3 separate regions of the Homo sapiens genome follow, and regions 2 and 3 are each linked to region 1. A link is an interaction called in ENCODE POLR2A ChIA-PET data of the cell type or tissue named here. Cell type or tissue: MCF 10A. All regions are shown on one strand. Each heading gives the region's core, and the rest is flanking DNA. Links, peaks and the distances in the headings are about the cores only.

The links. Peaks named below come from ENCODE experiments on the same cell type or tissue, not always from the same donor. Only the 100,000 strongest peaks of a DNase experiment are listed, where the experiment ranks them.
Region 2: POLR2A ChIA-PET joins it to region 1 with 6 read pairs; 3 of 35 experiments call an interaction of 5 or more read pairs at or near these places.
Region 3: POLR2A ChIA-PET joins it to region 1 with 9 read pairs; 4 of 35 experiments call an interaction of 5 or more read pairs at or near these places.

What each region holds. Positions count from the first base shown.
Region 1 is chrX:110,398,789-110,406,384 of GRCh38, reverse strand. All of the region lies in intron 1 of RTL9 (retrotransposon Gag like 9), which reads right to left. It also overlaps a transcript of AMMECR1 not described here. Among named protein-coding and RNA genes, the nearest start is that of RTL9, 44 kb to the right of the region's middle. In MCF 10A, for the core only: no CTCF peak of the experiment used is centred there; a DNase peak (open chromatin) is centred at 3,774.
Region 2 is chrX:110,225,978-110,233,573 of GRCh38, reverse strand. All of the region lies in intron 2 of AMMECR1 (AMMECR nuclear protein 1), which reads left to right. Among named protein-coding and RNA genes, the nearest start is that of SNORD96B, 4.7 kb to the right of the region's middle. In MCF 10A, for the core only: no CTCF peak of the experiment used is centred there; DNase peaks (open chromatin) are centred at 3,563 and 3,733.
Region 3 is chrX:110,178,850-110,186,445 of GRCh38, reverse strand. It overlaps a transcript of TMEM164 not described here. Among named protein-coding and RNA genes, the nearest start is that of SNORD96B, 42 kb to the left of the region's middle. In MCF 10A, for the core only: no CTCF peak of the experiment used is centred there; a DNase peak (open chromatin) is centred at 5,715.

The DNA of each region.
Region 1 (7,596 bases), core at 1,092-6,091:
CAAACTATCGCAAGATCAGAAAACCAAACACCGCATGTCCTCACTCATAAGTGGGAGTTGAACAATGAGAACACATGGAAGCAGAGAGGGGAACATCACACACCGGGGCCTGTGGGGCGTGGGGGGCTAGGGGAGGGATAGCATTAGGAGAAATACCTAATGTAGGTGACGGGTAGATGGGTGCAGCAAACCACCATGGCACTTGTATACCTAAGTAACCAAACTGCAAGTTCTGCACATGTAACACAGAACTTGAAGAAAAAAAAAAAACCACTTTCCAGAACCTTCCTTGAAGAACTTACTATCCAATTTGGGGAGTCGGGGGTGGAGGTGGAGAGAAAAGAACAAATCTCTAAACAAAGCAATAGAAAGCCCTTCAGCTAGGGTTTTCAGAGTAGGCTAACATCCTTTTCATTGCTGTAATTACAGTCTCATAAAATTAAGCAGACCAGATGTTCTGTGATTTGGTAAAAGAGAAAATATAGTCAAGCTTATTAAAGAGACTGTTTGACTTTACAAGGACTTGCACACCATGGTTCAGAACCAGGTGTTGGTGTCAGGTGGATCTGCGTTTAAGTTCTGGCTCCTCCACTTACTAGCTGGGTGACCTTGCCCAGGTTGTCTAACTTCTTTGGGCCCGTTTCCTCCTATGGAAATTGAGGGTAATAGCAATACCTTTTTGGAAGGATCATAGTGAAGATTAATAGAGATACCTTATATAAAACACTTAGCATAGAGCCTACCACACAGTTAATGTTCCCTTAAAAAGCAGCTTATTATAATTATTAAAAGAGAGAGAATGACTATTGCTAGCATTTGCCAAGGACATCTGGAAACTCTGAAAGAAAATTTCAGCCTCTTCTATTAGCAGTGGGGACAGGTTTCCCTCCCTTCTGGAGCACTAACATTCTTGGAGAAACAGCCAGCTGGATATGGTAAGATGGTGAGGTAAACAAAGTGTTTCTCCAAAAGTTCCATACCTTCTCCTCCCAGGTTAATTTGGCTTTTACGCTGCTACCCATTTGCTCAGAAGGGGCTCCTTTCAGCCATTGAGGCCCTCTCTGGGAGCTCTTGGTTATCCAATTTTAATGTTCCCCTCTTTACAAGCTCCCTTTGCAATTTGGCATTCTACATCTTCTTCCCTGAGGGATAACAACACAAGAAAGGATAGAAAAATTGCAACGTGACCTTTTTAAAAAGAATGACCTGTATGCAAAATCCCAACAGCACCTCTTAGAAAATACATTTACACAAAACCCCATGAAAGGCTCTGACTCATGCTTGGGGGGGGGGGGGACACAACAAGCACACCTGAATATATTTTTCGAATTTAACTGACAAAAGCGTATCTCTGAATCTCCATCACAGTATGTATAGTTTCCACCCCAAAAGTAAACACTTTAGGCTATTAGGAGAAATGACAATGGCCGTTTCAACAGAATGCGGATGACAGAATTTGCTTCCGAAAATGCTACTATGTGTATTTTCTTGTTTCCTGGTTATTAATATAACACATTTTGCCTCTGAGTGAAATGTTTTTACTTATGCCAAGAAAAATCGTGAGTTACAGGAAGTCTAACAGGCTTAATTAGTGAGTTTAACTTAATCCGGTGATTTTCAGCAACCCTGACAGAGTCAGGTTCACTCCCTGAATTTAATGGGAAGTGGTCAGAAATGGCCTTTAGCAACCTTATGAGAGAAAAGGCACATGATGCGCACAAACAAGGCCGGTTCTCCCAAGGTAAAAATAATAGGCTGAGGTACCGTAATTATCAACAGTGGTTTTTGTATACAGGTGCCTACTGCATGTGTTACCTGTTGCTTTCAGCTTTCGTAATTACAGTTTCTTATGATCAGACAGTGCTATTTTCCCTTCCTATTACCAACCAGCATGCTCAGGTGAAAGTTGTTCATGCCCCTGGAGTTTGTCCTGCGAGTGTATTTTTAAAGGCAAAGCTTCTTAGCCCAGCCAAATGAAACTGATCGGAAAAGCACCATAGAAACCAGAGGCCTATTATGTGTAATAGCTGGGCTCTTTGCAGCCCTATCCTAAGCACTAGGCCACAATTTCGGAAGGAAAGAACCTGTAAAGACTTCAGAAGACAGCAATGAAGACGATTAAGGGATTGGAAAAGAGGATCTAGGGGAAAAGGTTAAAGGTATTAGGATTATAAGGACGATTTAGCCTCAAGAGGAAAAAAAATGAAGGAGCCTGACCAACTGTTCTTCCTCGCTATTGATGGCACAGAATAAACGAATGGTAGCATGACGTACTTTAGTTTAGATGTAAGAAAGAACATGACAACAAGTCTCCGGAATCACTAAAGACTGTTCGTTCTTCATTCCTAAAACATTAGTCGAGCTTCCACCCCATGCTGGACTGTGTGCTGAGCACTGGAGAAGAAGTTCACAGGCTAATGAGGGAGACATGCCAAACAGATCATTATAAGACAGTGGGAGGCTTAGTATAATTGAAGGAATTCAGAATGCTTTGGACTTTTAAAAGGCGATTGGGTGTATACAGCACATATATATCACCTCCAGTGGGGTCTGAGGCAGTACCCAGTAATCAAGTACATTGATATTTCTGGAGCAAAAACACATGAATATTCACACAGGGTGTGAAAAATAAAGACTATAAATAACCTCATGTCAGTTCAAGTTGCGCTGCCAAATGAGTTTGTCATAAACGTACAAAGGCTCTCAGTTTCCAGAGCTTTTGGGGTTTTGGAATGATAGCTATGAGGCTATGAGTCTGGGTAAGGGGAGTCTGGCCAAGCACCAAGACCTGGGAATGACAGGGAGCTTCAGAATGTGGGCAGAGCCTGTGTCTCTAATGTGCCCCAATTCTGCTGCCCTGGTATCATGGACGTGTTTGGAGAAGGATCCGGGCATGTGCATGTGTGTGCGCGCATGCGTGTGTGTGTGTCTGTCTGTCTGTCTGTGTGTGTCTGTGTATACAGCAGGAGGAAGCTCCTTGCTGCTCCTCAGGTCAAGTCCACTTTCAGTGGCTCCTAGCAACATACTTTGAAGGAATGAGGTCTTTATTAACCAAATAATCAGTAAATGGGTTTTGTTATTGTTTTCAAATTATTTAGCTCCATAGTACCTATGAATATGCCCACAAATTTTGTAGAATAAGCATCCTCTGTGAGGTTTGCAATGTGTGGTAGAATCCCTGGGGCTGGGGGGTGTCACATCTCTGGCCTTCCTTTTTCAGCTGTGTTCTGTGAAGAACAGGGGCAGGGAAAGCCTGGCCTCTCAACTCCCTCTCTCATACCTACTCCCAAGGATGGCAGGGCCTGCCTAGCAAGTGATAAAGAAAGCTGAAAAGCCTACAGGGAGGGGCACCTGAGCTTCTGCTTATCTGGATTGGGGAACACCCAATTATCCTCTACCAGCCAAGCAGCTTCACGTAGGGGCTAACCTCCCTTAAAGGGGAACACCCAGTGAACCCTGTCACACCCTCAGAAGTTGTTTGCTTCCTGAAGAAAAGGGGGCAGTCCTTGAGTTCATTCTTCTGTTCCTAATCATGAAAGGAGACACCCCCCTTTCAGGACCTATTTTCTTTTGTCACTTACCCCCAACCATCACCTACACCTAAGCTCAAAAAATAACTAAAGCCCTCTTTTTGTCTTTAGACCTCCCTCCAAAAGCATGTCCTTCTCTCTGGACTGGTCCTCCTCTCCACCCTCTGGGAATCCAAGCCCACATCATTTCAGGATGAGATCAGCCTCCAGCCACTCCCTCTGAGGCCTGGCTTCCCAACCTTGGTGATTCCAAAGCACACATCTGTTGCAACACACAGGGCTCGCCCCTAGGCAAAATGGAGCCGGGGACACAGCTCTCAGTCAGCTGAGCTCCCACACTCACATACCCCATCCATGCTAGCACAGCCTTCCTCTTCCGTGGGGAGTAGGCTCCCTGGAACCCTTCCGTCTCCTCTCCCTGACAGGAAAGGCTCTGATCAAGGAATTTGCACTCAGATATAAATAATAACCCTGCCTTACCAAGGCAACCCTGACAGACAAACCTTGCAATTTGACTCAAAGGAATTGTATGCCGACCATGACGGTTTCTGGCATCACTCATAGGCAAAAAACAAATATTTATAGGCAAGGTGAGCCTTCTTCATGCTCATCAGATTATGATGTAGGGCTGCCAAGGCAGCTCTTGTCTTCTTGATCTAAGATAGACCATAGCAACATTCCTCAGAGCAAGGGACTCTGTTTCACTCTGTTTTCCGATTCAAATCAGGTCATGCAGTTTGATATCAAGAGAGATTATCTGAAATTGGGATTGACCTGGAAAGTGTGGGACAGAGGGTTGCCAAAGGTTGAGCGTACTGGTGGGAGGGAGTTGGGAAAGGAAAGGGAGACTTTGAAGAAAGAGACTTGTTGGTGAGAAGAGGAAAAGAGAAACAAGGAAGCGAAGAGAGACCTGGATGGTTATGGGGGTGAGGCAGAAGACTACTAAAAATTGATTTAAGGGAACAGTTAACATTTTTACATGCTTATTTTGTACTGGACACCGTAAGTGTGTTATCTCATGTCATCCTCACAACACGTCTAGGAGATGAGAACTATTATTAGATCCATTTTACAGGGGAGGAAACGAAGGCTCACTGAGATTAACTGTGGGAAATCATGCAATCAGTGAATGGCAGAGCCAAGATTCAAATGCTTATTGATCTGACTCCAGGGCCCTCAGCCATCTGAGAAAGGGGCCAAACACCCTTTGGTTGTAGGAGAAGCCTCCATGGTGTATCTTGATAGAGGCCCCCAGACAACCCCTTCCCCTTACCACAACACAGAAACACCTACATGCCTCCCGTGGGAGCTACCTGCTCCTAAGCTAAAGATTGCTTTCTGGGAAGGCACCAATAAATATAATATGTGCTCTGGAAAAGGTTAGGTTAAGGCAGTTTACCTTCAGAAAACACAAACCAGAGGTCAAGGTCTTAGAGGAGTTAGGAAGGAGAAGCTCTCAGCAGGATGGGCTGCCTGTAGGAGCCATAGTAGGTGTTGCAGCATGTAGGTGGCACTGTAGTACTGAGTCCCCGAGACACACTGGGAGTCTGAAGACACTAAAGACAAACTTGGCTTATTTCACCATTTTGCCCAGAGCTGACTCTGCTCACCATACACACAAGCGAGGGAAGAGTGCACAGTGCAAGGGAGCTGATGCAGGTATTGGAGCCTACGTTCAAATCCTAGCTTTGCAGCCTACTTGCTATGTATCTTTGTTACTCCTCTGAATGTGGCAAGTCACTGGTCTGAATTTTCCACTTTCATCTGTAAAACGAGGATGAAAATAAAAACATCGACTTGAGACGTGAGATTGTTTGTGTAAATGGTTCAGCACAATGTCTGGCACTTAAAAGAAATTCATTAAATATCATGTCCACCTACCCTGCTCTCACCACCTCTTGGAAGAAAAGGGAGTCCAAATTTAAAAGCCCTGGAAGTAGCCTCTAAAGATGACGAAGAACTGGGAGCATTCATTGATTCATTTACCACATAAGCCCTGAATCCCTCTTTTGTTCCCTAGAGACTCAGACATAAATAAAATAGTCCCTGTTCTCAAGGGGCTCACATTCAAGTGGGCAAAGATCCAACAAACTCTTGCCATAAAATATAAAACATTATAATAGAGATAAATTCAGGAGGGCCATGAGGGTACCTAAGGGCACTGAGAAAGCTTCACAGAGAAAATATTTGCGAGACAAGCAGCAATTGTTAGGCAGACAAGGAAAGAGAGTGTATTCCAAGTAAAGGGAATAGCATATGTTAAGGAACAAAACATGACAGATTTAAGTGGAGCTGGAACATCAGTTCAGAATGTAGTGAGGACTGGTGAGAGATTACACTGTAGGAGGAGTCAGAAGAGGTAGGGTATTACTGAGCGACACTTCTGAGCAGAGAAAAGATGCTATTCAAAATTTATGATAACCAATATGGCATGGGCATTAACCAGTTAGAAAGGACTCAGAACAATACGGAAAGCCATATTGGGGCCTCTAAGGAAGGGATTCCTTATATTTAGAATAGTTTTGGCAACTGAAGTGAATATAGGTAGATAAATAATGGATTGGCTATCACTGAGGCTTCCATGTTGTTTGAACATTTAGCCTGGCAGGAACAGTAATATCTGGCATACAAGATATCTACTCAGTGGCACATAATACTATTTTGCAGAAACAATTTTAGAAATTGCACCCAAATGTGTGTGTAAGAGATTATTTACTGCGCTGCCAAAACTTGGGTATCTATTCAGTAGAATGTCAGGGAGGAAGATTACAGCATCTCAGTAGTCCTCTAAGCACACAGAGCACAGCCACACACATAACATGTCCCTAATCAATGTTGAATTGCTATAATGAAGTCGGTTGAATTGAATGTCTTTCCGTTGAAATGTGATCCCTGTCAATTTCTTTAAAATGTTGTATCTCATAATTCTAATTAACTCACCTCTTCCCCTTATCTTATTCATTGCCTTCGCTAATAATGTCAGATATTCTTAGGATAGAGAAGGAACATTTTTTAATTATCTTCGAACTCCATAGAACTCCCTCTTAGTTAATTATCTTCTTATTCTCCCTGACTCATCCATGGTCATCCCACACTATAGTCTTATGCTAGCATGGGTTTTATTGTCTGACCTGTTGTTTTTCTGAGCCTCCCAAGTGAGAGAATCAGTAATGCAGGCTAGCCGCACAATGAGATTATATTAATCATTTATTTGTAAGTGAACCAGGTCGCCTTTCACATCAGCTCTCCTAACATGTCAATTTGTATCACATCTAATATGAGACAGCCCGAAAAAATCAGTTCCATCTAAGTAAGGAACTGTGAACAAATCTTTTTAAGAAAATTAGTAAGAACAAAAATGATTTTTTCACTCCAGTTTAGTCTTAATCAAAGCAGTGGGACCAGGGTCATCTCCACCTGCTGTGAGCGCAAATTCAACATTGTGTTTGCAGGAAGTGAGACCACAGGGTTTAGGCTTTGGAGCCAGACCAGCGTAGGTTTAAATTCCAGTTTTACCACTTGCTCACTGTGGACCTTAGGTAAGTTTTTAAAATTCACTGAGCCTAGGCTTCTGCATTTCTAAGTTTGGGGTTGAATGTGCCTACCTTGAAGGGTTGTTCTGAGAATTAAAAGTAAGGTACAGAAAGTGGAATGTGCTTAGGAGAGTGCCTGGCAGTGAGTAGACACTCATTATGTGATACACTGTATTATATTATTGTTGTTATTGTGAGTCCATTGTAAACCAGAAAGAACAAGAGACCATGAGTCAGGAGCCTGAGTTCTGTTCTTAGCTGTACCACTAATGAGGCAGAGACATTCACTGAGAAACGGCTAATAGGTAACATGAGTTCCACCACTCTCCTAGTCAACATATATGGCAGGTATCAATAATCAGTCATAGCATTTTTTTCCTAATGAGCAAAAACATAGATTTAGAATCATTCTCAGCACGGAATTCCAAACAGCCTCTACTGCTCAATTAAAGTCGGCAAATGAAATGAAACTTATTTGCCTTCCCTAGATTAAATGGTCTTAGATGTATCTTTTAGTGTTAACATACTATGGA
Region 2 (7,596 bases), core at 1,274-6,273, 170 kb after region 1:
TTTGCATTGATGTTCATCAAGGATATTGGTCTAAAATTCTCTTTTTTGTTGCGTCTCTGCCAGGCTTTGGTATCCGGATGATGTTGACCGCATAAGATGAGTTAGGGAGGATTCCCTCTTTTTCTATTGATTGGCATAGTTTCAGAAGGATTGGTACCAGCTCCTCTTTGTACGTCTGGTAGAATTCAGCTGTGAATTCATCTGGTCCTGGACTTTTTTTGGTTGGTAAGCTATTAATTATTGCCTCAATTTCAGAGCCTGTTATTGGTCTATTCAGACATTCAAATTCTTCCTGGTTTAGTCTTGGGAGAGTGTGTGTGTCCAGGAATTTATCCATTTCTTCTAGATTTTCTAGTTAATTTGCATAGAGGTTTTTATAGTATTCTCTGATAGTAGTTTGTATTTCTGTGGGATCGGTGGTGATATCCCCTTGATCATTTCTTCTTGCGTCTATTTGATTCTTCTCTCTCTTCTTATTAGTCTTGCTAGCGGTCTATCAGTTTTGTTGATCTTTTCACAAAACTAGCTCCTGGATTCATTGATTTTTTTGAAGGGGTTTTTTTGTGTGTCTCTCTCTCTTTCAGTTCTGCTCTGATCTTAGTTATTTCTTGCCTTTTGTTAGCTTTTGAATTGGTTTGCTCTTGCTTCTCTAGTTCTTTTTTTTTTTTTTTTTTTTTTTTTTTTGAGACTGAGTCTGGCTCTGTCACCCAGGCTGGAGTGCAATGGCGCGATCTCAGCTCATTGCAAGCTCCGCCTCCCGGGTTCACGCCATTCTCCTGCCTCAGCCTCCCAAGTAGCTGGGACTACAGGCGCCCACCACCATGCCCGGCTAATTTTTTGTATTTTTAGTAGAGATGGGGTTTCACCGTGTTAGCCGGGATGGTCTCGATCTCCTGACCTTGTGATCTGCCCACCTTGGCCTCCCAAAGTGCTGGGATTACAGGCATGAGCCACGGTGCCCAGCTAGTTCTTTTAATTGTGATGTTAGGGTGTCGATTTTAGATCTTTCCTGCTTTCTCTTGTGGGCATTTAGTGCTATAAATTTCCCTCTACACACTGCTTTAAATGTGTCCCAGAGATTCCGGTACGTTGTGTCTTTGTTCTCATTGGTTTCAAAGAACATTTTTATTTCTGCCTTCATTTAGTTATTTACCCAGTAGTCATTCAGGAGCAAGTTGTTCAGTTTCCATGTACTTATGTGGTATTGAGTGAGTTTCTTAATCCTGAGTTCTAGTTTGATTGCACTGTGGTCTGAGAGACAGTTTGTTGTGATTTCTGTTCTTTTACATTTGCTGAGGAGTGCTTTACTTCCAAGTATGTGGTCAGTTTTAGAATAAGTGTGATGTAGTGCTGAGAAGAATGTATATTCTGTTGATTTGGGGTGGAGAGTCCTGTAGATGTCTCTTAGGTCTGCTTGTTGCAGAGTCAAATTCAGGTCCTGGGTATCCTTGTTAACCTTCTGTCTCGTTGATCTGTCAAATATTGACAATGGGGTGTTAAAGTCTCCCATTATTATTGTGTGGGAGTCTAAGTTTCTCTGTGGGTCTCTAAGGACTTCATTTATGAATCTGGGTGCTCCTGTATTGGGTGCATATATATTTAGGATAGTTAGCTCTTCTTGTTGCATTGATCCCTTTACCATTATGTAATGGCCTTTTTTGTCTCTTTTGATCTTTGTTGGTTTAAAATCTGATTTATCAGAGACTAGGATTGCAACCCCTGCTTTTTTTTGCTTTCTGTTTGCTTGGTAGATCTTCCTCCATCCCTTTATTTTGAGCCTGTATGCGTCTTTGCATATGAGATGGGTCTCCTGAATACAGCACACTGATGGGTCTTGACTCTTTATCCAACTTGCCAGTCTGTGTCTTTTAATTGGGGTATTTAGCCCATTTACATTTAAGGTTAATATTGTTATGTGTGAATTTGACCCTGTCATTATGATGTTTGCTGGTTATTTTGCCTGTTAATTGATGCAGTTTCTTCTTAGCATCGATGGTCTTTACAATTTGGCATGTTTTTGCAGTGGCTGGTACCAGTTGTTTCTTTCCACGTTTAGTGCTTCCTTCAGGAGCTCTTGTAAGACAGGCCTGGTGGTGACAAAATCTGTCAGCATTTGCTTATCTGTAAAGGATTTTATTTCTCCTTCACTTATGAAGTTTAGTTTGGCTGGATATGAAATTCTGGGTTGAAAATTCTTTTCTTTAAGAATGTTGAATATTGGCCCCCACTCTCTTCTGTCTTGTAGCGTTTCAGCTGAGAGATCCGCTGTTCCCTTTGTGGGTAACTGGACCTTTCTCTCTGGCTGCCCTTAACACTTTTTGCTTCATTTCAACCTTGGTGAATCTGACAATTATGTGTCTTGGGGTTGCTCTTCTCGAGGAGTATCTTTGTGGCGTTCTCTGTATTTCCTGAATTTGAATGTTGGCCTGCCTTGCTAGGTTGGGGAAGTTCTCCTGGATAATATCCTGAAGCATATTTTCCAACTTGGTTCCATTCTCCCCATCACTTTCAGGTACACCAATCACACGTAGATTTGGTCTTTTGACATAGTCCCATATTTCTTGGAGGCTTTGTTTGTTTCTTACTTTTTTATCTCTAACCTTGTCTTCTCGCTTTACTTCATTAATTTGATCTTCAATCACTGATACCCTTTCTTCCACTTGATTGAATCGGCTCTTGAAGCTTGAGCATGTGTCACGAAGTTCTCGTGCCATGGTTTTCAGCTCCATCATGTCACTTAAGGTCTTCTCTACACTGTTTATTCTAGTTAGCCATTTGTCTAATCTTTTTTCAAGGTTTTTAGCTTCCTTGCGATGAGTTTGAACATCCTCCTTCAGCTCGTAGAAGTTTGTTGTTACCGACCTTCTGAAGCCTACTTCTGTCAACTCGTCAAAGTCATTCTCCGTCCCACTTTGTTCCGTTGCTGGTGAGGAGCTGTGACCCTTTGGAGGAGAAGAGGTGCTCTCATTTTTAGAATTTTCAGCTTTTCTGCTCTGGTTTCTCCCCATCTTTGTGGTTTTATCTATCTTTGGTCTTTGATGTTGGTGACCTGTAGATGTGGTTTTGGTGTAGATGACCTTTTTGCTGATGTTGATGCTATTCCTTTCTGTTTGTTAGTTTTCCTTCTAACAGTCAGGTCCCTCAGCTTCAGGTCTGTTGGAGTTTGCTGGAGTTCCACTCCAGACCCTGTTTGCCTGGGTATCACCAGCGGAGGCTACAGAACAGCAAATATTGCAGAACAGCAAATATTGCTGCGTGATACTTCCTCTGGAAGCTTCGTCCCAGAGGGGCAGCTGCATATATGAGGTATCTGTTGGACCCTACTGGGAGGTGTCTCCCAGTTAGGCTACACGGGGGTCAGGGACCCACTTGAAGAGGCAGTCTGTCTGTTCTCAGATCTCAAACGCTGTGTTGGGAGAACCACTGCTCTCTTCAGAGCTGTCAGACAGGGATGTTTAAGTCTGCAGAAGTTGTCTGCTGCCTTTTCTTCAGCTGTGCCCTGCCCACAGAGGTGGAGTCTAGAGGCAGTAGGCGTTGTTGAGCTGAGGTGGGCTCCGCCCAGTTCGAGCTTCCTGGCTGCTTTGTTTACCTACTCAAGCCTCAGCAATGGCGGATACCCCTCCCCCAGCCAGGCTGCCGCCTCGCAGATGCATCTCAGACTGCTGTGCTAGCAGTAAGCAAGGCTCCGTGGGCGTGGGAGCTGCCGAGCCAGGCACGGGAGAGAATCACCTTGTCTGCCGGTTGCTAAGACCTTGGTAAAAGCATAGTATTTGGGCAGGGAGTGTCCCGCTTTTCCAGGTAGTCTGTCACGGCTTCCCTTGGCTAGGAAAGGGAAATCCCCCAACACCTTGCGCTTCCCGGGTGAGTCAACGCCCCGCCCTGCTTCAGCTCGCCCTCCGTGGGCTGTTCCCACTGTCCAACCAGTCCGAATGAGATGAACCAGGTACCTCAGTTGGAAATGCAGAAATCATCCACCTTCTGCATTGGTCATGCTGGGAGCTGCAGACTGGAGCTGTTCCTGTTCGGCCATCTTGGCAACTCCCATTGCCCTTTTTTCATCCTCAAATGAAGCTATTTCCTTTCTGTATCTATTGTGGTGTTCCTAATATGTAGCATAGTACAGAATCAGCAATTGCCACTATTTCAGCAGCACATTTTGAAGCTTTTCCAACATATTTTATTACCCCATGTGCTTATCTCATGGAAACAAAAGTAAAGTAGGACCTTTTCAATGGGAGAATTAAATAACTTTTAAGGGTAATAGAATGGAAACCTATACAAGTAAAATTTTTCTTTGAAAACTAGGTTCTTAAGATATGACCAGACAAGAGATGAAGAGTTAAAATGTCCTTTTCTGTTTTATCAGGCTAATTTTAAAAATGTTTGTTGAAAGGAGTAAAGTAAAACCTGTTCCAAGTTGAGATTGGAAAGTAGGTTTGCTTAACGTATGAGACTTTAGCAGTACATCAAGAATCACATATTTGACCTGAACTGAATCTACCCATGTCATTGTGCTATTTACTTGAAAACGAATGTTGAGATTATCTTGCCCTGAACAATTTTGTAGTTATACACGCACAACCAGAACATACAGTTGCTTTTACAATAGGGACAGATTCTCTATTTAGAGTTTGATAAAAGAGAACCAAATACTCTATTTTAAAAATGTATAGCCTTTCCCTTGAATAATCCTTTATGTAGCTCAGCAGCTAAGTAGAAATGATGGGACAGAATGGATGAACTGCGAGGTGAGACCAGCCCCTACTAGGAGCGTATAAGCAAGATGAGGAGGGAGTGGAGTGGATAAGAAACGCAGAGGAAGACAATAGTTAAGACTGCATTCTCCACACACACATAGTGTTGGTGCTCCGCTGCTCCCCCACCCTTATCTGCTTAATTTATAAGTTCTGCTTGGCTTCATCATGCTGACACGTGCCAGGTGCCTGTCAGTGCTGAGTTATGTTGGGCAGCTCACTGTTTCACTGTTTTAGCTATTCCCTGGTGCCCTAGGCATCATTTTCCTCTTTGCATCTTGAACATCTGCTCTGGAGTGTTATTGGATTATGTGAAAGAATGATGGAAAGATCAGTGAATTGGGGAAGTCAGGAGATGTCACTGATTTCTAAGTAGTTTTGTGACTTTGGGCATGCAGCTTTTTGCTCTTAGTTATCCCCAAAATCAAATGAAGGATGTAGACTAGATGATCTCTAAGCGCTTCTAGCTGACATTTGCTTGACCCCATGACTTTAGGGGGCCTTGTTCTTGGAGGACACCTATTATGATTTCTAATATAATGTAGTATTAGCTTTGTCTATTTCATGGGGCTGTTTTGAGTTTCAGCTAGGATAAAAGATGTGAAGATGCTTTGGAAACTATTAAGAATCATATAAAACAAAAATGATACGAGTAGTTTAAAAGATTCTTTCCTCCAAAGATACCATATAGTGATAAAAATTAAAGTAATTCCATTTAAATGAATGTGAGGCCAATTACAGAGGCCATAAGAACAGACATGCAGTTATACTTACCATAGAGAAATATGCCATTTAAAAGCACACAGATCAAGGAATGATTCAATAAACATTGATTGATTGGTTAGGCAGCTAGGCTTTGGGGATGAGGTATTCTACTTTTCTTCCTGATCCCCCTTGTGCTTGTCAAGTTTGAAAGAAACAGGCAGTGGATCATGTTCTTTTCTCTGTCACTATCACCCATCCACTCCACGAAAGTTAGAATAGAACATTAAAACCTGTACAGAAGGGAATGGGTCATCTTGACCCAATAGCAGAGTATGAGAACATGAGGCCGCCTTGCATACTGGCTTGTCAGACTTGGCCTCGCCAGCACTAGGTAGCAGTGAAGGCAGCTGCCGTATGCCTTTGTCTTTGTGGTCCTCTTCTCTTCCTCCACCCCCATTCTGTTCTTTCATGTCCTTCTTGTGACCTTTTACTATTCTTTCTTCCTTACCTTACTAGAGTAGAAAAGAGGAGCGCATACAAAAGGTGGGGAAAAGGAAGAAGAGAAAGGAAAATAAAGATTAAAAACTTTACAATGAGGTAGTGGGGAAGGTTGGGCTCCTCTCTTTCTCTTTCTCCTTCTCAGTATGACGGACTTGATAATTTTACTTTGTACCTCATCTTTAAGTTTGACTTCATTCTTTTCTTTAGTTACCTTTAGTCCCCGATCAGTGACATATGCAGAAAATTATAAACAGGCCGCATGATAGGAACCAGTATCCTGCCTCTCAGCAGACTTGTATCATCTAGGACTGGCAGTAGTTTTAGAAAGGACAGCTGAACCAGCCTGACATGACACATAAGTTAGAGTGACAACACATGTTTTGCAGTTTATAGAGTTCAATTAATAGATTTGATTGCCATGGAAAGAGGGAAGGAAAAGAATTGCATGACTCGTGTACTGAGTATGAGAGAGCTTATTCATACAGGTTGGAAAAGCAAAATTAAAAAATCAGAAACAGGCCCACCAGCCTAGATATGTCCAAAACTAGTACTTTGGTAACCTATTATGACTTCCAGCAGATTAAGTTTCAAACTGTGGAAAGGGCTTCGGAATAAGGGAAGGCTTAGCATCCCACTAATAAGGCTTATTAAGTTTAGATAAAACAGATGTTTTTCAATGGTAGCAGCTCTGAGTCACCAAGATCAAAATGGAGAAAGAAGAGAACAAAAACAAGCTAACACTTTCATTAAAAAGGTACTATTTTTCTTAGGCATTTTCAGAACCTGCTCACATTTATACTTAATACTTTCAGTTAAATCCTATGAACGGAAGCATTAATTGGGGAAAAATTCCTTAATACTGATTAAATGTATATACATTTATGTTGATTTGCTGACATTCTGAAAGTGGTACTATGAAAAGAGAATGGGATTTAGAGGCAGGCGGTCCTAATTTCATATGTCAGCTCTCTTACCTGTTTTTGTTTCTTTGTTTTTGTTTTTGTTTTGAGATGGAGTCTCACTTTGTTGCCTGGGCTGGAGTGCAGTGGCGCAATCTCAACTCACTGCAACCTCCACCTCCTGGGTTCAAGTGATTCTCCTACCTCAGCCTCCTGAGTAGCTGGGATTACAGGCATCCACCACCATGCCCGGCTAATTTTTTTTGTATTTTTAGTAGAGATGGGGTTTTACCATGTTGGTCAGGCTGGTCTTGAACTCCTGACCTCGTGATCCGCCTGCCTTGGCCTCCCAAAGTGCTGGGATTACAGGCATGAGCCACTGCGCCCGACCAGCTCTCTTACCTGTTTTTAGAACCATTGGCAAGTTACTTAATCTCACTGATCATCACTGAACCTCAGCTTCTTCCTCTACAAAATGGAGTTGTTTTGAGGACTAAACAACTTAATGCATGTATAGTACCTTACTCACAGTAGGTACTTAGCAGATATTGGCTTTCTGAGATTTTAAGCTGCTTTTGCTCATAGTGCCATGTCTAAATATCTTAGGACCAGTCTTCTAGAGCTTGATGAGGAGCTTTAGGCCATCCAAAGAGGGATGCACCTGAAGGATTCATTGTGGGGTGAGATAAAAATATTAGAAAGTCTATTTATATCATTTTAGATAAAATATAAGAAAG
Region 3 (7,596 bases), core at 1,127-6,126, 220 kb after region 1:
CCAAGGCCCCTTGAGTTTCCTTATGATTTTGAAGATTGGCTTTTCCATTGTTGCAAAAAAAAAAAAGGCCATTGGAATTTTGATAGGGATTGCACTGAAACTGTAGATGGCTTTGGAGACTATTGCCATTTGGATATTTTTTCTAATACATGAAAGCAGGATGCCTTTCCATTTATTTAGACATTTTAAAATTTCTTCCAGCAATATTTTCTAGTTTTCAATGTACAAGTCATTTACCTCCTTGGTTAAATTTATTACTAGGTATTTTGTTATTTTGGATGCTATTATAAAGGAGATTGCTTTTTTTTTTTCATTTTATTTTCAGACTGTTTATTACTGGCATTTAGAAACATAACTGATTTTGTGTGTTGATCTTATATGCTACAATTTTGCTGAACTCATTTACTGGCTCTAGTAGTTGTTGGTGTGTGTATTCTATGGGAATATAGTCATATTATCTGCAAATAGAGATAGTTTTACCTCTTCCTTTCCAATTTGGATGCCTTTTGTTTCTTTCTCTTGCTTAACTGCTCTGGCTAGGACTTTCAATACTATGTTGAATAGCAGAGATAAACATAAACATCCTGGTCTTGTTCCTGATCTTAGGAGAAAAGCTTTCAGTCTTTGTCTATTAGGTATGATGTTAGTTGTGGGTTTTTCGTAAACGCCCCTTTATCATGTTAAGGCATTTGCCTTCTACTCCTAGTTTGCTGAGTGTTTTATTATGAAAGGGTATTAACTTTTGTCAAATGGTTTTTCTGCATATATCGAGATGATCGTGTTCCCACCCCACCCCCTACTTTGTTCTATTACTGCGGTGTACTACATTGGTTGATTTTCTGACATCAAACCACCCTTAAGTTCCTGGAATAAATCCCACTTGGCCGTGGTTTGTTATCCTTTCAAACAACCAACTATTGGTTTCATTGACTCTTTTTCTTCTATTATCTATTTCATTTATCTCTGCTCTAATCTTTATTATTTCATTTCCTCTGCTGGCTTTAGGTTTCGTTTGCTTTTCTTTTTCTAGTCCCTTAAGGTGTAAAGTTAGAGTACTGGTTTCAGATCTTTCTTCTTTTTTAATGTAGGTGTTTACAGCTATAAATTTCCCCCTGGGCACTGCATTCACTGTATCCCATAAGTTGTTGTATGTTGTATTTTCATTCTCATTCATCTAAAAGCATTTTCTAATTCCCCTAGTGATTTCTTCTTTGACACTCATTGGTTCTTTAAGAGTATGTTCTTAATTTCCACACATTTGCAAAATCTCCAGTTTTTCTCATTATTGATTTCTAGCTTTGTTCCATTTGATCAAACATACTTTGTATAATTCCAGCATTTTAAAATGTTTTAAAATAATTGTTTTATGGCCTAATATATGCTCTAACCTGGAGAATATCCCATGTACACTTAAGAAGAATGCGTATTGTGCTGTTGTGGGGTATAGTGTTCTGTATGTTTATTGGATCTAGTTGGTTTACAGTGTTGTTGAACACTATTTCCTTACTGATCTTCTGTCTAGTTGTTCTATCCATTGTTTAATGTGGCATACAGAGGTCTCCAAATATTGTTGTAGAACTGTCTACTATTTGTTTTTAATTCCATCAGTGTTCACTTCATATATTTTGGAGCTCTGTTGTTTGATGCATACTTGTTTATCATTGTTATATCTTCTTTATGAATTAACCCTTTATCAGTAAAAATTTCCTTCTTCATTTTTATGACAATTTTTTACTTAAACTCCATTTTGTCTAATATTAGTGTAACCATCTCAGCTCTCTTGTGGTTACTATTTGGATAGAATATCTATTATTTTAATCCTTTCACTTTTAACCTGTATCTTTGGGTCTAAACTGAGTGTCTTGTCAGTAGCATATAATTGGATCATGTTGTTTTTTAATCCATTCTGCCAATGTCTGTCTTTTAATTGGTGAGCTTAATCCATTTACATTCAAAGTGATTACTGATAATAAAGGACTTGTGCCATTGTGCTGTATATCTTTTTTTGTTCCTCAGTTCCTCCTATACTGCCTTCTTTCGTGTTTGATGTATTTTTTTTTGGTAATATCCACTTTGATTCCCACTTCATTTCCTCTTCTCTCTATTTTAGTTATTTTCTTAGTGGTTATCATGGGGATTATAGCTAACATCCTAAGTTTATAACAATCTAGTATGATCACTCCCATTTTTTTCCTTTTCATTTTAAATATACTTTATTTTTCAGAGAAGTTTTAGGTTCACAGCAAAATTGAGCAAAATGTATAGACAGTTCCCCCATATTTCCTATACACCCATCACACACACAGCCTACCCCACTATCAACATCCTGTATCAGAGTGGCACATTTGTTACAACTGATGAACCTACACTGATACATCATTATCATCCAAAGTCCAAAGTTTACATTAGGGTTCACTTTTGGTATTGTATATTCTATGAGTTTTGACAAATATATAATGAAATGTATCCACCATTATAGTATTACACAGAATAGTAGTCTCATTGCCCTAGAAACCCTCTGTGCTTAGCCCATTCATCTCTGTATCCTCCTAACACCAGGCAACCACTGACCTTGATCACTCCTTTTTAATAATCATAATAGCTAACATTTATTGAGTGCTTACTGTGAAGAACCATGTTATACACTTTTCAATAGCCTTATGAGTTTCCCATTTTACAGAATAAGAATCAAGTTCAAAGAAGTTGTCACTTATCTGAGGCCACGTAGCTGTGAAGTGGCAAAGCCAGGATTCAAAAAAAGTTTGTCAGGCTCCAGAGACTGAGCTTTTTCCCATTCACTGTTGTCTTGATGAGGATGATGATGGTGACAATGGTGGTGGTAATGGTTGTGGTGATGGTAGTGGTGGTATCTAACAAATGTGCTGCCAGGTACTGTGCCAAGTGCCTTATGTGCCTTTTCTATTCAATCCTCACAATAGCCTATGAGGTAGATGCTATCATTATTGCCATTTTGTAGATGAGCAAACTGAGGCTCAGAGGTTAGTTAACAATCTCAAATGCACAGAACCTACTGAGTGGCGGCTAGTGACTACAACTATAATTGAAGATTTTATTTTGACGATCTGCTATCTCTCTTTAGCTCTGAAGATGGCAAAGGTGTAGGACTAGGCCTATCCCTGAAAACTGATTGGTTGGTTTGGTTTTTGAAGTTCAAAATCCAGGGACTTAGCCTTGATATTATTTGGTTCTTTTACAAGCATACATGAGTTCTGACGGCAGTGCTCTCCTATGGGCAAATCTGACTCTGCCCTTGGCTGTCCAGCCTTAGTCATTGTCTTTCTAGTCAGGGGAGGACCGCCCTCAGGCTTCTGGGTACACGACTAGATCTCAGAAATAGCACCCTAATCGGCCTCATCAGCTTTGAAGGAAGCCACTGCAGGAGGGGCCTAAGTAGGCCAACACTTTAACCCAGTTACGTGAGGGCAGCTGTAATCCAGGCTGATCATGTCTTGCTAAGCTCTCTGGGGGAGAAATGTCCAAAAGCGGCTTCCTGTGACCAAGTATCCCTAGATCTCACTATGCAGACACTCCTCTTCCCTTCTGGAAGAGGTTGGCCTAAAGGTTACAAGGGCAGAGCTTAATTTGAGTGACTGCCAGGACTGAGGGGATGTTGGTGGCAATTCCTAACTGCAGTGAAATGCCCATGGCTCAGGGTGCCCTAGGACAAAGTGCTGCTTTTCCTTGAAAGGCTTACTACCTGACTCTTCTTCCACCTTGTTGGAGGAGGTAGGGAAATCATTGTGTTCTTCTGCATGGGCCAGACAGCCACTCACATCAACCCAGGGAGTTCAGGACACATTGGGCTTCACACCCCCACCCCTACTTCTGCCAGCTCACCTCACCTCTGGCAATGACTAGCCCTAGGAGTTCCCCAGGGAAGCAGGCTGAGTTGTCTGGCCAGGCTGCTGTTGGGGAAAGAAAGAAACCAGAGCTATTGGGGCTGGCTGGCCTAGCTTGTCTGACTCCTTCCCTGTCATTTGGCACGGTGGGCTCCCTTATGCAGGTATACTCTGCCTCTTCCCTCTCATGTCCCACAAACCATCTGTCCCAAGAGAGAGCTCAACAAAGTGGGTCCCCTTCTGGTCAAGAAGCAGAAGCCTTGCCTGGCCTGGGTGGATGCTGGCAGGGAAGAAAAAGAGGAGTGTTAGAATGAGGCTGTATGCTAAAAGTCTGTATATTTTTCCAAAAGGGTTTTCTCTAGCAAGAAGATGACTTTCATGGGAGAAGAGGAAGAGGAGTCTAAGTTAACAATTACAGTATTTCATTGACTCTAATATGCCTTAGATTATAAGATGTCTGTTATTTTATATACTGCTGAAAAAAAAAGGTGCTGATTAAACTGTCATGCCACTGATTTTAAGATGCATTCCAATTTTAGTGATGTTAAAATGTGAAAAAAATGTGTCTTAGAGTCCATGAAATAAACTGAGGTATCACCTGTCCTACACACAAACACCCACTCACATACACACCACAGACCGCAACCACACAGGGCACATTAAGGCAGAGTGGGTATGAGTGCAGTCAAAACCCCAGCTAACCTCTGTGCTCTGGGAACAAGCATAGTAACCAAACTGTCTGGAAATAGGAACCCCTTCCACTGGACAGAACTTTATAGAGCCCTCTCACACCCACTGGTCTCACTGGATTCCTCATAGATGTCCTGTGGGGTAAGCTAGACAAGGATATTTACTACTATTTTACAAATGGAGTTCAGGAAAGGTATGACTTTGCCAAGGGCACTCGGGACCTGAAAGGGAAGAACTGGGAGAGCAGGCCCTGCCTGCTCAGTCCTGCTACAATGCTGGTTTGACTACTACAGGACAACAACTATTATTTAGGGAAAGGATAGAGACATAACTACTGAGGTTGTAAATAAGTAACTTTTAACTCCTTTTCCCAACAAAGTTATTTCCAAAACCTCAATATACAAAACAGAATAAAATTGGAGTTGTTCTGGGTGAAGCCAGGGAAAAGGCCAGAGCACCACCCACTCTACTCCGATGCATCCCCCGCTGCCTGAGGTGGCTTCTGAGGCACCTCTCCAGCAACCCTGAGGTGCTGAGGAAGAATCTGTACACCTCTGGAGCAAGGGGGCTTCAACTGTATTGGTAATGTTCTTTTTTAAGCTGAATTTAGGTATTATTCTTGATACCTTTTGGTATATCTTAAATATTTCCTTTTTTAAAAAGGCACTGCTATAGACGGTCAGGTCAAAGAGATGACTCAGAACCGGCCTGGAAACTTGAAAGCAAAAGAAGTTTGCTTTGAATTATGAGCTTGGGTGAGGCCTGGGGACTGAGATTTTTAAAGCTCCCCAGGGGATTAATGAGCAACAAAATCGACAGTCCACTGTACTAGAGGTATCTTGTTAGCGCCGACACGCTAGAAATCTGAGTGTATGTCTTGGAATGCACAGGAAGATCCCTCTGTTCTCAGGGGACAGAATACTAGAGAGCCCAAGGTCTTTCTAAAAATGCAATACTAAAAAGCATGAGCCTCCTGAGTATAGAGAAGGGACAACAGTGGCAGGTTGGCATCACCTGGGCAAGCCCCTTGGATGGAGAAGGGAAGTGTGGAAGGGAGCAGAGAGGCCTGCTGGCTGGAGCAGTGATGGGGCTGAGAATAGGTTGTTGGACAGGAGAACAGCTCTGTGACTCATGCTACTGGCCCTGTTTCCTAGCACAGATGTGTCAAGGAAGCATCCACCCCCACTGCAAAGACCTGCCTCAGTGTGAAATGCAGAGATTACCGGCTGGCTGGGATGCAGGAGTTATTGAAAGTTAGGAAGTCAGCTGTGGAGGGCATCCATTAGCCACAGGAGAAGCCTCTCCCTACTGCCTCCCTGGCTCTTAAACCCCTTTGCCCAGCAGCTCAGACATCCCAGGTGTGCAATTCAGATGCGAGGCAGAGTGCTGACTGTGGGCGGGGCGGGGGGGTTCAGGCAGTAACAGAGTCCTTGACTTTAGACTACATTGGCCTTGCCTGTTGCCAAGGTTAGCAAACCACACATCCTTTGATTAAACCATTGCATTTGTCAGGCTGACATCTGTGTATTTCTGTTCCTCCACTGGCACTGGCAAACCAGGACAAGGGAAAAGCTCATTGGGGGATCAGGTTGTAACCATCTCAAGCTGCTCCCTACCCCTCAGCGGGGTGGATGACACATTCCATGGGCTGGTGGGGCTTTTGCCATGCAGACACCAACTCTGTGTGCCTCCAGGGAAGGAAGGGGTGACCCTGGTGGTGATGAAGAGCTATAAAGGATATGGAAAAGCAGTTGGACACCTTGCCCAGAGGTCCAGGAAAGAGTCAGGTGAACAGTTGCTGTTGGTCTTAGTGCTTTTCCCTCACAATACTGCCTCCTTATCCAGGACACCAACTATATAGAGCCCTGCAGAGAAACAGGATGGGGCCCCTCAGCAAGAAGCTTGAGGTGCCTGGGCAAACAAAGGCATCCCAGCCCCATCCAGGAGAATTCATAGGATGGGCATGGCTTATGTAGCCTAGGGTTCTCCATCAGAGAACAGTGGTGCCTCCTACCATATTTTAGCACTCAGGTGTAAGATCCTTGTTCACGGAGCACTTTCCATGGAATGGGTCCTGTGCCAGGGGCTGGAGGATGAATCAGACCCCACCTGGCCCTCAAGGAGCTTAATGTCTACAGAGGGAGAGAGACCAGTAATGAATCACGTAAGAGGGAGGCAAATGATGGCCAGAGTTAGTACCAGGTGCTGTAGGAGCAAAGTGGACTGGCACCTAACATAGCCTGGGGCTCAGGGAAGACTGCAGAGAGGAGCTAACCTTTGAGTGGAGGCCTTAGGATGAAACGGGAGAGTGGGAAGCTGAGAAAACAGCACAAAGGAAACAAATGGCAAGGACCTGGGAAATGGCGTGGCATGCCAAAGGGGAGTACGATCCCGCTGGAGTGAAGTGTTTCTCTGCATGCTTCTTTTGGGAGTGTGGGGTGGAGGAGATGTAGTTGAAGATGCTTACAAAGCCCAGGGCTTGTATGCTACATGAAAGAGCCTGGGCTTTATATTCTAGAGCCAGTGGCCCAGGGAAGTGATGCAGATCTGCACTGGAAAAGACTGTTGCCTGCAGGAGGGAATACAGACTAGGGTGGGGATGGACATGGTGGTAGGGGCAGATGCACTGCCCAGGGTAGGGATGGCAATGGCCTATGTCATCGTCTTTCTTAGCTCTCTTCCTAAAAAGGAACCCATGGGGAAAGGACACAAACCAACTCTCCTCACCTCCTCTCCGCAGCCTCTTTCCATCCTTCCCCTTCACCTGGCCCCCTTTCTTCCTGTGCCTTTCAGGTCTGCTTTGAGGCTGCTGCTGACAGGCCTTGATTCCTCTGCTTTCTACACTCGTGGGCCTCCCCTTTCTCTCTCATCTTCCACACCACTGCCCGGCTCTCTTTCCACTTCTATAAGGACCAGGGGTCCCTGGGCAAGGGTCTACCCAGCAGTGCCAGCACACTGGAAAGGCAGTGGAAGCTGGTGGAGAGTGGAGAGCATGTGAGCTTTGGGGTCTAACAAAACTAGTTTCCAATTCCAGCTCCTCCATTTA